Linked DNA regions of Homo sapiens: regions 2 and 3 are each linked to region 1. A link is a contact called in ENCODE Hi-C or POLR2A ChIA-PET data. All regions are on one chromosome and are shown on one strand. The core of a region is the stretch at or near the end of the contact, and the rest is flanking DNA. Distances in the headings are between cores, read along the strand shown.

Region 1 (3,475 bases), core at 686-3,185:
GTTATCTTATACAAACAATCCAAAGATGTTATCTCATATAATAATTTTCTCTAATCCACAAGTTTCTGTTCCTCTGTGAAATGCCCAAAGACCCTGAATCATGAAGGTCCCCAGCACATGTAAGAGCTACACAGGGTGGTGGAGGGAAGGGAGGGTGACAGTTCATTCAGATGCTACAACAAAAATATTAGAGACTGGCTGGCTTCTAAACAACAGGAATGTGTTGCAGTCAGCTCTGGAGGCTGGGAAGTCCAAGATCAAGGCACTGGCAGATTCAGTGTCTGGGGAGGGCCTGCTTTCTGGTTCGGCTTCTGCCTTCTAGCTGTGTCCTCACGTGATGGAAGGGGCAGGGGAGGTCTCTGGGGCCTCTTTTGCAAGGACCCTAATCCCATTCCTGTGGGTGCCATGCTCATGACCTAATCATCTCCCAAAGGCCCCACCTCCAGATGCCGTCATATTGGGGGTTAGGTTTCAACATGTGAGTTTTGGGGGGACACAACATTCCAACCATAGCACAGGGTCAGAATCCAGAGGACATGAGGGCTGGCCTCCCCCTTCCCTGTGACATTGCTCCAGCTCCTGCCCGTGCACACTCCCTTTTCAGAGACTGCCCAAAACCCCACATCCTCCGCCACTGAGATGGAGACAGGACAGGAGTGTTGGTCTTCACCCCCAGAGTGTCCCTGACCTGCTGGACGCAGATTTCTAGCGTGGTTATTTGTCATTACATGGGCTATTTGATACCTGCCCTTTTATTTATTTGGAGTTATTTTAGGCTCTGTTTTAAAGACATGAGTCCAAACATCTGAGTCTAATACAGAGTGGGCAAACTAGCCCATGGGCTAAATCCAACTCACTGCCTGTTTTTGTACAGCCCATGAACTAAGAATGCTTTTTTCCTACATTTTTAAGTAGTTGGAAAAATCAAAAGAAGAATATTTTAGGACATACAAAATTATCTGAAATTCACATTTCAGTGTCCATAAATTGTGCTTGCTTCAGCAGCAAATATACTAAAACTGGAACCATAAATAAAGTTTTATTGGCACACAGCCACAGTCATTTCACCCTACAATGGATGGGGTTGAGTCATCTTGACAGCGAGCGCTTGACCTGCAAAACCTAAAATATTTACTATTCCACATTTTACAAAAAAAGCTTGCCACCCCCTGGTCTAACGCACATTACTTGGCTATATGTGACTAGTACTCATGTGTATATGAATGTGATGCTGATTTTGAGGTTTATAAAACCCCTTAGGCTCTTCAATGGTGTTTAACATATTTTTGCTTTCTCTAAGAGAGAGAGGAATAATATTTACTTTGTTATCTTCTCCAGTTTGTTGTAATTAAAGAAGAGTCTTTGGCTACATCCATCTTGCAGGATGAATTTCGTTGCCTTCTTATACCTATGAGAACTGTGCCTTTAAAAAAAAATGCTGGGCTGGCATGGTGACTCAAGCCTGGAATCCCAGCACTTTGGGAGGCTGAGGCGGGTGGATCACCTGAGGTCGAGAGTTCGAGACCAGTCTGACCAACAGGGAGAAACCCCATCTCTACTAAAAATACAGAATTAGCGGGGCATGGTGGCACATGCCTGTAATACTAGCCACTCAGGAGGCTGAGGCAGGAGAATCGCGGGAGGCGGAGGTTGCAGTGAGCCGAGATCACGCCACTGCTGTCCAGCCTGGGCAACAAAAGTGAAACTCCGTCTCAAAAAAAAAAAAAAAAAAAAAAAAAGCTGTAGTGCCCTGGCCCTTCTCTGTGGCATTCTTCTTTGTCTTTCAGGCCCTGGCCAGCCTGGGTTAGGCTTAGAGCAGCACTCTGGGCTGGGAAGGGCTCTGTGTTCAGGGGTCATTGCTTCCTCTTTGTTCTCGTCTCTGACTCACCAACATGCAGCTCTGGGTGACTGTCCCTTGAGGACTGTGGCTTCCTGGCGGGTTAAGCCAGTTCTGGAAGTGGGTGTGCAGCTTATGGCAGCCAGGAGTGGTTTCTGAAATTAATTACTGCTCTAGATGATGATGTAAGGAGTGAGACTCCTGGGGAGAAACTGCCCATGTGGAGAAACCCAGCACCTGTAACCCATCACCTTCGTATCAAAACACGCTGTCCACCTAAGAAGGGCGAATGTGCCATGGCTAATCAAGGAAAATAATTTCTGTTTAGCTGTCAAAAAAGCTATTTCCATGATATCAGCCCTTTGATTTGGAGCTGAAACCTCCAAATCAAAATAAATTCTGCAGCATCTGAATCTTTTGTTGTAGCTGGATTTTTTAGAGTGAAGGCATTGCTAGGAATTACTGACAGAGTCCAGGGAGGGGCTAGAATTGGAATCGGGCTTCTCTGAGGTGAGAAAGTTAGTGGGGACTCGCCTTAATGCCTGGCTGTGGAACTGATCAAGGTCACTGGCTAGATGTGGTAAATCAGATGGGCTTCCTTGGGTTGGATGGGTGGATGCTAGAAAAAACTGCACTTCTCTCTAAGTCCCTTTACTCGCCTCTGGCAGGCATCTCCCTCCTGGGCTTCCTCTGATCCTCGATCCTCAATTCCTGGGCTTGGTGGACTGTGGGTTAATTATCTCCTAAGTGTTCTTTGAAAGCAGAGCCAATTATCAGCACAGTCCCTTCCCAGGCTGTTTGAATTCCTAAATACAGGGCAGTGGGAGGGAGGAGTAGCCACCTGTGGACTGTGGCTCCCTGCTGGAGACGGGTGTGCGTCTCGCTTCGCCCCTGTGAAGGTTATGCCTGTCGCCCTGTCTATCATGAGTCTGTCTCTGCAGCTTGTGGCTTCTGACCCGCTGCGACCATCTGCCTGTGCTCAGTCCCCACCCAGGAAGTGAACTGATTCTGTCACTTTCTTCTAAAGACCACAGATCTGCCTGGTTTATACAACGAAGCTCGTCTGAATTGGAGTCCTCAAATTTGTGAATTTAAGTTTTAAAAGATTAAAAAAAAAAAGACATACTGCTGTAGCCCAGTGGTTTTTAATCTTTCATCAGTCTGGATCTCTTTCAAAATCTGCTCAACACTGGGAATTTCTCCTCAGAAGAACAGGCATGGAAGGGCAAAAATTACATGACAATCTACGTTAGTAGTAAACAGAAAAGGCAGAGGTGCCCATGTGATGTTTGTATCTCTGTAGAGTTGTGTGGTCAGAACAGACAAATTCCCTTTGCAAATAATAGTAAGGAAGCGCATCACTGAAAACAGGAATGAGCCGTGTGCGTGGATGCATCCATTACTGTCAAAGGGGAGACACAGAAGTCATCTAATTCCTGTGAGCTTCTCTTGCAATTCACTTTTACAGTGCCCTTTCCGGCAAGATTAGATTCTTGTGTGTTATTACTTAACTTTAATTATTTGCTTATAATGCAGTCATGCCATGCATAACATTTCCGTCAACAGCAGACCACATATACAAGTGATCCCATAAGATTATAATGCTGTATTTTTCCTGTACCTTTTCTATGCTTAGCC
Region 2 (3,475 bases), core at 400-2,899, 440 kb before region 1:
ATGCATCTCTGTGTCTCTCCCTGTCTCTGTATGTCTCTGGCTCTCACTCTTTCTGTCTCTCTCCCTGTTTCTCTCTGTCTCTGATTCCCTCTGTCTCTCTCTGACTCTCTGTCTCTCCCTGTCTCTCTCCTTTTCCTTCTTTAGTCTCTCTTTGTCTCCTTCCCCTCCTCTCAGCACCCCCTAGCCCCCCATCACTAGGACTCCCCCGGGTTCCCCCACATCCAGCACTTCCTAAGAAGGGTCAGGCTTCAGCCAAGCCTCAACCACCCTCACTCCTGGAGCATCTGCCCCCTGATCCCCAACCCCCCAGTGGAACCCTGAGTGTCATGCTCAGCCCTCCTGGCCACCTTCCCCGGGACCCCTGGGCCTTCCCTGGCCTGCCCCCACCCACCCACTGGATGGTTCCCGGCAGGAGCCCCTCGGGACCCTACAAGCAGAAGCTCGGAGAGTCCAGGTGGAGAAATTCCCCTTGCAAGAAAGGGACAGTGTTGAGCGAGTTGGAGGAAACACATTTCCCATCTGCTCTGGCCTGCTGGAGGCGGCCAATCCGGGGCTGGGAGGATGGGCCAAGAAGCGGTGAAAACTTGGCCCCAAAAGAGGAAGCACTCCCAGATGGAGAGGGACGTGACCCGGGGAAAGCCCTTGGCTGGTGTTGAAGTCCTGGTCTGCCCAGACCAGTGTGGGTCCACAATGGCCAACTCCCTTCCCATCTCCCAGCCCCATGGGAGATGGGAGGGTAGACCACGCCTTTCATCCCTCTGCTAGCAGAAGTCAACAGCCCATAAAATAAAGGGACTTTTGTTTTGCTTTCAGATACAAGGTCTTGCTCTGTCGCCCAAGCTGGAGTGCAGTGGCACGATCATAGCCCACTGCAGCCTCCAATCCTGGGTTCAAGCCATCCTCCTGTCTTAGACTCCTGAATAGCTGGAACTACAGGCACATACCACCATGCCTACCAATTTTTTTTTTTAATTTTTTACTTTTTATAGAGACAGGGTCTTGCTATGTTGCTCAGCTGGTCTCAAACTCCTGGACTCAAGCAATGCTCCTGTCTTGGCCTCTCAGCACTGTGATGCCAGTCATGCGTTACCGTGCCCAGTCATAAGGTAGACTTCTCATTCAACAGAACAAGTATCTTCCAGGTCAGCACTGTGTCTGATCCTGTATTGGGCCTCCCTGGGGGATTGCAGAGAAAACAGTAATGTTACTGGCTAGTGTTGAAGGAGCATTACCAAATGCTAAACACTTCCTATATACGGTTTGGGTACTCCACGTGTGAGGCCCGACCCAGCAACAGGGCCACTATCAATTAGCTATGCAAATTCTAGCACCCCGCCTAAACCTCCGGAAACTCTCAGAGGGGGTGTCCTCCAGAAGATTCCGACGGCCCCGCAAGTTTGAGAATGCCACTTGTGCCCACGTTTTTCCTTCGCATCTGCTATTCCTCGGCCTGGAACATTCTTTCCCCAGAACCGCAACTGCCAGACACTTTCTCACCACTCATGTCTCCCTTTACACCATCCCTTCCGGGTCAAGATGACAAACTGAACCAGCCTCTGTTTTCACTGTCTCCTGAAACTTCACTGTAGTCACACTTGAGCAATTGTTCGTAAACCAAAAAAAAAAAATTACAAGCCAGCAGAACGGAAAGGTGAGTTTCCTTAGATTTCCACCACCCCTAAGACCTACTCGTTGGTGAATCCCCTCAACTATGAATAATGTGGTGGATGGCGGCTAAAATACAGAAGTTTGCCATAGATAAATTTGCAGAAGAAGGCCGGGCGCAGTGGCTCACGCCTGTAATCCCAGCACTCTGGGAGGCTGAGGCAGGTGGATCACCTGAGGTCAGGAGTTCAAGACCAGCCTGACTAACATGGTGAACCCCATCTCTACTAAAAATACTAAAATTAGCCAGGCGTGATGGCAGATGCCTATAATCCCAGTTACTCGGGAGGTTGAGGCAAGAGAATCCTTGAACCCGGGAGGCGGAGGTTGCAGTGAGCCGAGATCGTGCCACTGCACTCCAGCCTGGGTGACAAAGTGAGACTCTATCTCAAAAAAAAAAAAAAATTGCAGAAGGGACACCAACTCCTCTCCACTTTCCATAAGAGAGAATCAGAGAAGCAATTTTTTGTTTTAAGATAGGTTCTCAGCCCAGCATGGTGGCTCACGTCTGTAATCCCAGCACTTTGGGAGGCTGAGGCGGGTGGATCACTTAAGTTCAGGAGTTCAAAACCAGCCTGGGCAACATGGTGAAGCCCTGTCTCTACTAAAAAAAAAAAAACTACAAAAATTAGCTGGGCATGGTGGCACTAGCTTGTAGTTCCAGCTACTTGGGAGGCTGAGGCGGGAGGATCACTTGAATCTGGGAGGTGGAGGTCACAGTGAGCCAAGATTGTACCACTGCACTCCAGCCTGGGTGACAGAGCAAGACTCCGTCTCAAAAAAAAAAAAAATAGACAGCATCTCACTCTGTTGCCCAGGCTGGAGTGCAGTGGTGTCATCGTGGTTCATTGCAACCTCAAACTCCTGGGCTTAAGTGACTCTCCCACCTCAGACTCCCCAAAGTGCTGGGACTACAGGTATGAGCCACCTCACCTGGCCCTTTCTAAGTAATTTTTATTTTTTTGAGGCAGGATTTCACACTGTCACCGAGGCTGGAGTGCAGTGGGTAATGACAGCTTACAGCAACCTCAACCGCCAGGCTCAAGCAATCCTCTCACCTCAGCTTCCCCAGTAGCTAGGACTATAGGTGCGCACCACAATGCTCAGCTAATTTAGTATTATTTGAAGAGATGGGGTTTCACCATATTGCCCAGTCCACCTCCTTGGCTCAAGTGATCCGCTCATCTCGACCTCACAAAGTGCTGGGATTATAGGCGTGAGCTACCTCGGTGGGCTGCTGAGTCGCCAGGTCCTTTTTCATTCTTATTTTTTATTTTATTTTATTGCATTTTTTCCTAAGTGAATGCACACAGGATATTTTATTTTATATGTTAATTGAGACGGAGTCTCTCCATGTTGCCCTGGCTGGTCTCTAACTCCTGGGCTGAATGGGTCCTCCTGCCCTGGCCTCCGAAAGTACTGGGATTACAGGTGTGAGCCACGGCGTGCAGCCTTTTTTTTTTTTTTTTTTTTTTCCCTTAAGAGAAAGGAATGGCCGGGGCGGTGGCTCAAACCTGTAATCCCAGCACTTTGGGAGGCCAAGGCAGGTGGATCACAAGGTCAAGAGATCGAGACCATCCTGGCCAACATGGTGAAACCCGTCTCTACTAAAAATACAAAAAATTACATGGGCGTGGTGGTGCGCACTGTAGTCCCAGCCACTCGGGAGGCTGAAGCAGGAGAATCGCTGGAACCCAGGAGGCGGAGATTGCAGTAAGCCGAGATCACCCCACTGCACTCCAGCCTGGCGACAGAGCAAGACTCCGTTTCCAAAAAAAAAAAAAAAAAAAAAAAGCAGAAAGGAAAACGG
Region 3 (3,475 bases), core at 515-3,014, 260 kb after region 1:
CCGGGCTGAGTCGGCCCAAAGGGTGGAGGAATCCACCACCTTAAACCTCAGAGTCAGAAGACTGCGGGGGTAGGCGGGGACCCCAGCCAGCGGCAGCCCTGAAACTGCTTCCCAAGCAGATCACCCGCCTGGCCGCCAAGCCCTGCTCTCAGGGCTCCCTGGAAGTCCTGCTGATTAGCCGCCTTGAGTGTCTCCAGCTGTAGCTGTGGGTCCCCGGGAGCCAGGGGCTAGGGATGTTCCTTCATGGCTGGGTGATTCTCCCTGGGGGCGGTTTCCGATCTGCGCCCTCCAGCTTTGCGGGGGGTGGGGGGATGCGGGCTGAGCCTGGGAAGGGACACTGTGGTTAGAGGGTGGTCCTAAGGGCAGACGTGTGGGAAGGAGGGGAGGGGGCCCAGCTAAGGAGAAGGGTTGTAGCCTTGGGAACCCCCAGTCTGAGGGGCAGGAGGGGAGGAGTCTCGCCTCGCCGGTGCCTGCTCTGGGCTCGCAGTGCCCGCCCCTTCCCCGCCCCTCAGACCGACCGTGGGACCCGCCGACCCCTCCCGCGCTCTGGCAACCCAACACCCGAGGCCTGCCAAGCATCAAGGTGACACCGTGGGGAAATCTAAACACCGAGCCGGGCTTTTTCCATACTCCGCAGGGGCTCGTCGTAAATCCCCCCCGTGGAGGCCCGGCCAGGGCTTTTATGGGCCGAGGACCCAGGTCTCTGGGGACCCAGCTCTACACCAGCAGGCGCCGGCTTCGGGCTGGATGGGGCTGGCGCCCGCCCCAGGCCTCTCCCCGCCGGGAGGTGGGCAGCGTGCGGGTATTTTTAGTAGCTGGTGGAAGGAGATAGTGGCTTTCAGCTCACCCTGGTGGGCGAAGACCGGCCCGAGGAGGCCGTCGGATAAGGGAGGCCCAGGTCCACCTGGACCTCACTCTCCTCACCCCCAGAGTGGCTCCCCCTTCCTAGAAACCCACATAGCGGGATCAGTGCGGACAGGGAGACGCTGGGGAACTGATTCCACCTGGATCTCAGGCTCCTCACCCACAGTGTCTCCCCCTTTCCCCCTCTCCAGAAGTCCACACAGCAGAGAGGTGCAGTCAGGAACAAGCTGGGGAAACTGGGTCCACCTAGACCTCAGTCTCTTCATCCCAGAAGCGAGAGGTGCAGTCAGCGACAATCTGGGGAAACTGGGCCCACCTAGACTTCAGTGTCTTCATCCCAGAAGCCCGCACCGCGGAGAGGTGCGGAAGGGAACAAGCTGGGGAAACGGGGTCCACCTAGACCTCGGTCTCTTCATCCGAGCGTAGCTTCCCTTTCCCCTCCCCAGAAGCCCACACAGCGAAGAGGTGCGGACCGGAACACGCTCGGGACGGGCAGAGGGACCCGTAGGGAGGCAGGAAGGACGGTCCCTGCCAACATAGCCCCATTCACCCCATTTTCCTTTTTGTCCGCCATAAACTGGACCCACTTTGCATCTACCCTTCCCCCAAAGCAAACAGCATCCTCCCACTACCCTGCAGCTGGGCCCCCCCCACTGGTCCCCGCTTTCCCGGTGGAGACGGCGACGTGGCCCACACGCGAGCCCCTCGCCGAGGATGAATCACCAGCCAGCTCGAGTTGCCACACTTTATCTCAGTACAGTTATCGCGAGAGTCCCGGGGCCGCGCCGGCGTGCTCTACGCACGCGCAGTCTTTCGCGGGGCCGGCCAGTGGTGCCGTCGAGGCGGGGGGAGTGGCCGCCGCGCCGGCCGAGTGAGGTAGGGTCACACGCAGGCGCACTCGCGCGCCGACAGCTCGTGCACCGTGTGGTAGCGGCTGTGCGCGTCCAGGAAGGACACCTCGTCCTCGTAGGCCGTCGGGCGGCAGCAGGGCTGCGCGCGCACCCGCTCCCGCCGCAGGCGCCGCCGCTGGCGCAGTCGTCGCAGCCCGAGGTCGTAGACGCGCGCGGCAGCCTCGCAGGCGCCTGCGCAGTAGCGGAACAGCACCGTCTCGTCGGACGCGTAGCCCAGGCCCAGCTCGCTCACGCGCACCTCCAGCTCGCGCAGCCCGCAAGGCCGCGCCCCCAACCGCGCACGCGCGCGCCGCCGCCGGGGCCCCGCCCGACGGCGCGGACCTGGGGGCCGCCCAGCCCAGGGCGTCAGCTCGCGCAGCTCCATCGCATCCGGGGCCCCCTGCAGGAGTGCACGGTCTGCGAGGGGAGGAAGAGAAAGGAGGGGGGGTCAGTGGGTGCAGGGGGTGGGAGGGAGCCCCCTACCCTCTCTGTACCCCTGCAAACGAAGACCCTTGCTGGGACGCCAGGCCTAGACGGCTTCTCGTCTCACTCCCAGGTCCCAAATTTCCCCACCCTCTTGCTGAGCTGCTCATGCACCCTCTCTGGGCGGCACTGGGGGGCACGTACACACTCACACCCCTACGCTGGTCCAAAACCCCTTTCTGAACCCTGAGCCTATATTGGCTGCCCAGAACCTGGTCCATCCTTTCTGGGCCGCTTTCCAGCCCGTCTCACCTTGAGCTGAGCTGACCGGGGTCTCTAACTCACCTCCTCTGGGCCCCTCTCTCACCCCATTGCTGCTCCATTCTCCTCGTCCTCCATCGCAAATCTATCTGGACCCCGCCCCTATGCTGGGCTGCCCCAGGACACTGGTGCATCCTCTCTGGGCAGCACTGGGGGGCTGCTTCCCATGCCCTATCCCTCTTTAGTGAGGTTGTCATAGGTCTCTAGAGCCCCCTCTTCAGGCCCCGACGTCTGCTCTGAGGCCCCGGGCTTTTCAGACTCCCTCCATCCCCACTGCCCCGCTGTGCAGTGGAGCCTCAGTTTCCCTATCCAAGAAATGAATCGGGGTGTTTGGGTTTCTCAGAATGCAGAGGAGCAGCAGGTACCGCAGCCTACTGCATCCGAAGCCTGTGTGGGGACCCCACTCCATGGAGTGGCAGCAGCTACTGTCAAGGCCACCCCCATGTGACAGGTGACAAAACGGACCATCCCAAGGTCACATCATTAGCAGGTGGCCGAGAGAGAGCGACAGAGGCGGGCTTAAAGGTCATTCTTCCTGCCTTCATCGTTCACCCAAGTTTGGCCCAGGTCCAGCCGCTTTCTCCCACACTCGCCAGGAGGTGCCCAAGTCACCGATTCCCAGGGCCTGGCAGCCTAAATTTATTACCCAAGCGGTGGCTCCACCCCCAAACTCGGAAGCCCCGGGAGAGAACTGCAGACGCTGGAATGACAGGCAGCGCTGCTGGCGGACCTGCAGGCAGGGGACTCCCAGCCCCAGAGCAGGTGGCAGTCACGCTTGTGGTTGGGAGAGGAAATCTTTAGTCCCCACCTGCCCCCCGGGCTGGTGCACCTGGCTGTCAAAAGAATGAGCCTCTGGGTGGCCCTGGGGAAGGAGGGGCTGTCTGTCTCCTGGGGTTTGGTGGGGGAGGAGATGTCTGTTCCCACAGGGGGTCTCAGAAACGAGACAAACCCAGCCTCAGAGCATGACTCTGCCACTT

The links. A loop is a pair of places that touch in the nucleus more often than their neighbours do. ChIA-PET counts read pairs that join two places held with the same protein, here RNA polymerase II (POLR2A). Pooled maps may share reads with other maps.
Region 2: a loop to region 1 is called in a pooled map, with 4 times the contacts of the local background. The contact joins two enhancer-like sites. A Hi-C loop is called at or near these places in 3 of 50 pooled maps. POLR2A ChIA-PET finds 5 or more read pairs at or near these places in 2 of 52 experiments (HEK293 and K562).
Region 3: a pooled map shows a loop between it and region 1 (4-fold over the local background). The contact joins two enhancer-like sites. A Hi-C loop is called at or near these places in 1 of 37 single-sample maps with no recorded cell type and 2 of 50 pooled maps. POLR2A ChIA-PET finds 5 or more read pairs at or near these places in 3 of 52 experiments (B cell, activated naive CD4-positive, alpha-beta T cell and naive thymus-derived CD4-positive, alpha-beta T cell).

What each region holds. Positions count from the first base shown.
Region 1 is chr19:6,086,476-6,089,950 of GRCh38, reverse strand. All of the region lies in intron 1 of RFX2 (regulatory factor X2), which reads left to right. Among named protein-coding and RNA genes, the nearest start is that of RFX2, 22 kb to the left of the region's middle. RefSeq lists enhancers at 2,170-2,669, 2,679-2,748, 2,670-3,171. Within about 2 kb of position 1,935, at least 33 of the 41 ENCODE cell types and tissues checked have a DNase peak (open chromatin) inside an H3K27ac peak, as active enhancers do; they include B cell, where a contact is called at or near this core.
Region 2 is chr19:6,526,090-6,529,564 of GRCh38, reverse strand. No RefSeq gene overlaps it. Among named protein-coding and RNA genes, the nearest start is that of TNFSF9, 3.2 kb to the left of the region's middle. RefSeq lists enhancers at 632-891, 1,322-1,551. Within about 2 kb of position 1,649, at least 2 of the 41 ENCODE cell types and tissues checked have a DNase peak (open chromatin) inside an H3K27ac peak, as active enhancers do.
Region 3 is chr19:5,826,445-5,829,919 of GRCh38, reverse strand. NRTN (neurturin) reads right to left here. Exons shown (of 3, transcript NM_004558.5): 3 at 1,596-2,171. The coding sequence ends at 1,747. Among named protein-coding and RNA genes, the nearest start is that of FUT6, 12 kb to the left of the region's middle. RefSeq lists silencers at 810-859, 1,560-1,889, 2,060-2,129, 2,928-3,222 and an enhancer at 1,497-2,185. Within about 2 kb of position 1,764, at least 30 of the 41 ENCODE cell types and tissues checked have a DNase peak (open chromatin) inside an H3K27ac peak, as active enhancers do; they include B cell, where a contact is called at or near this core.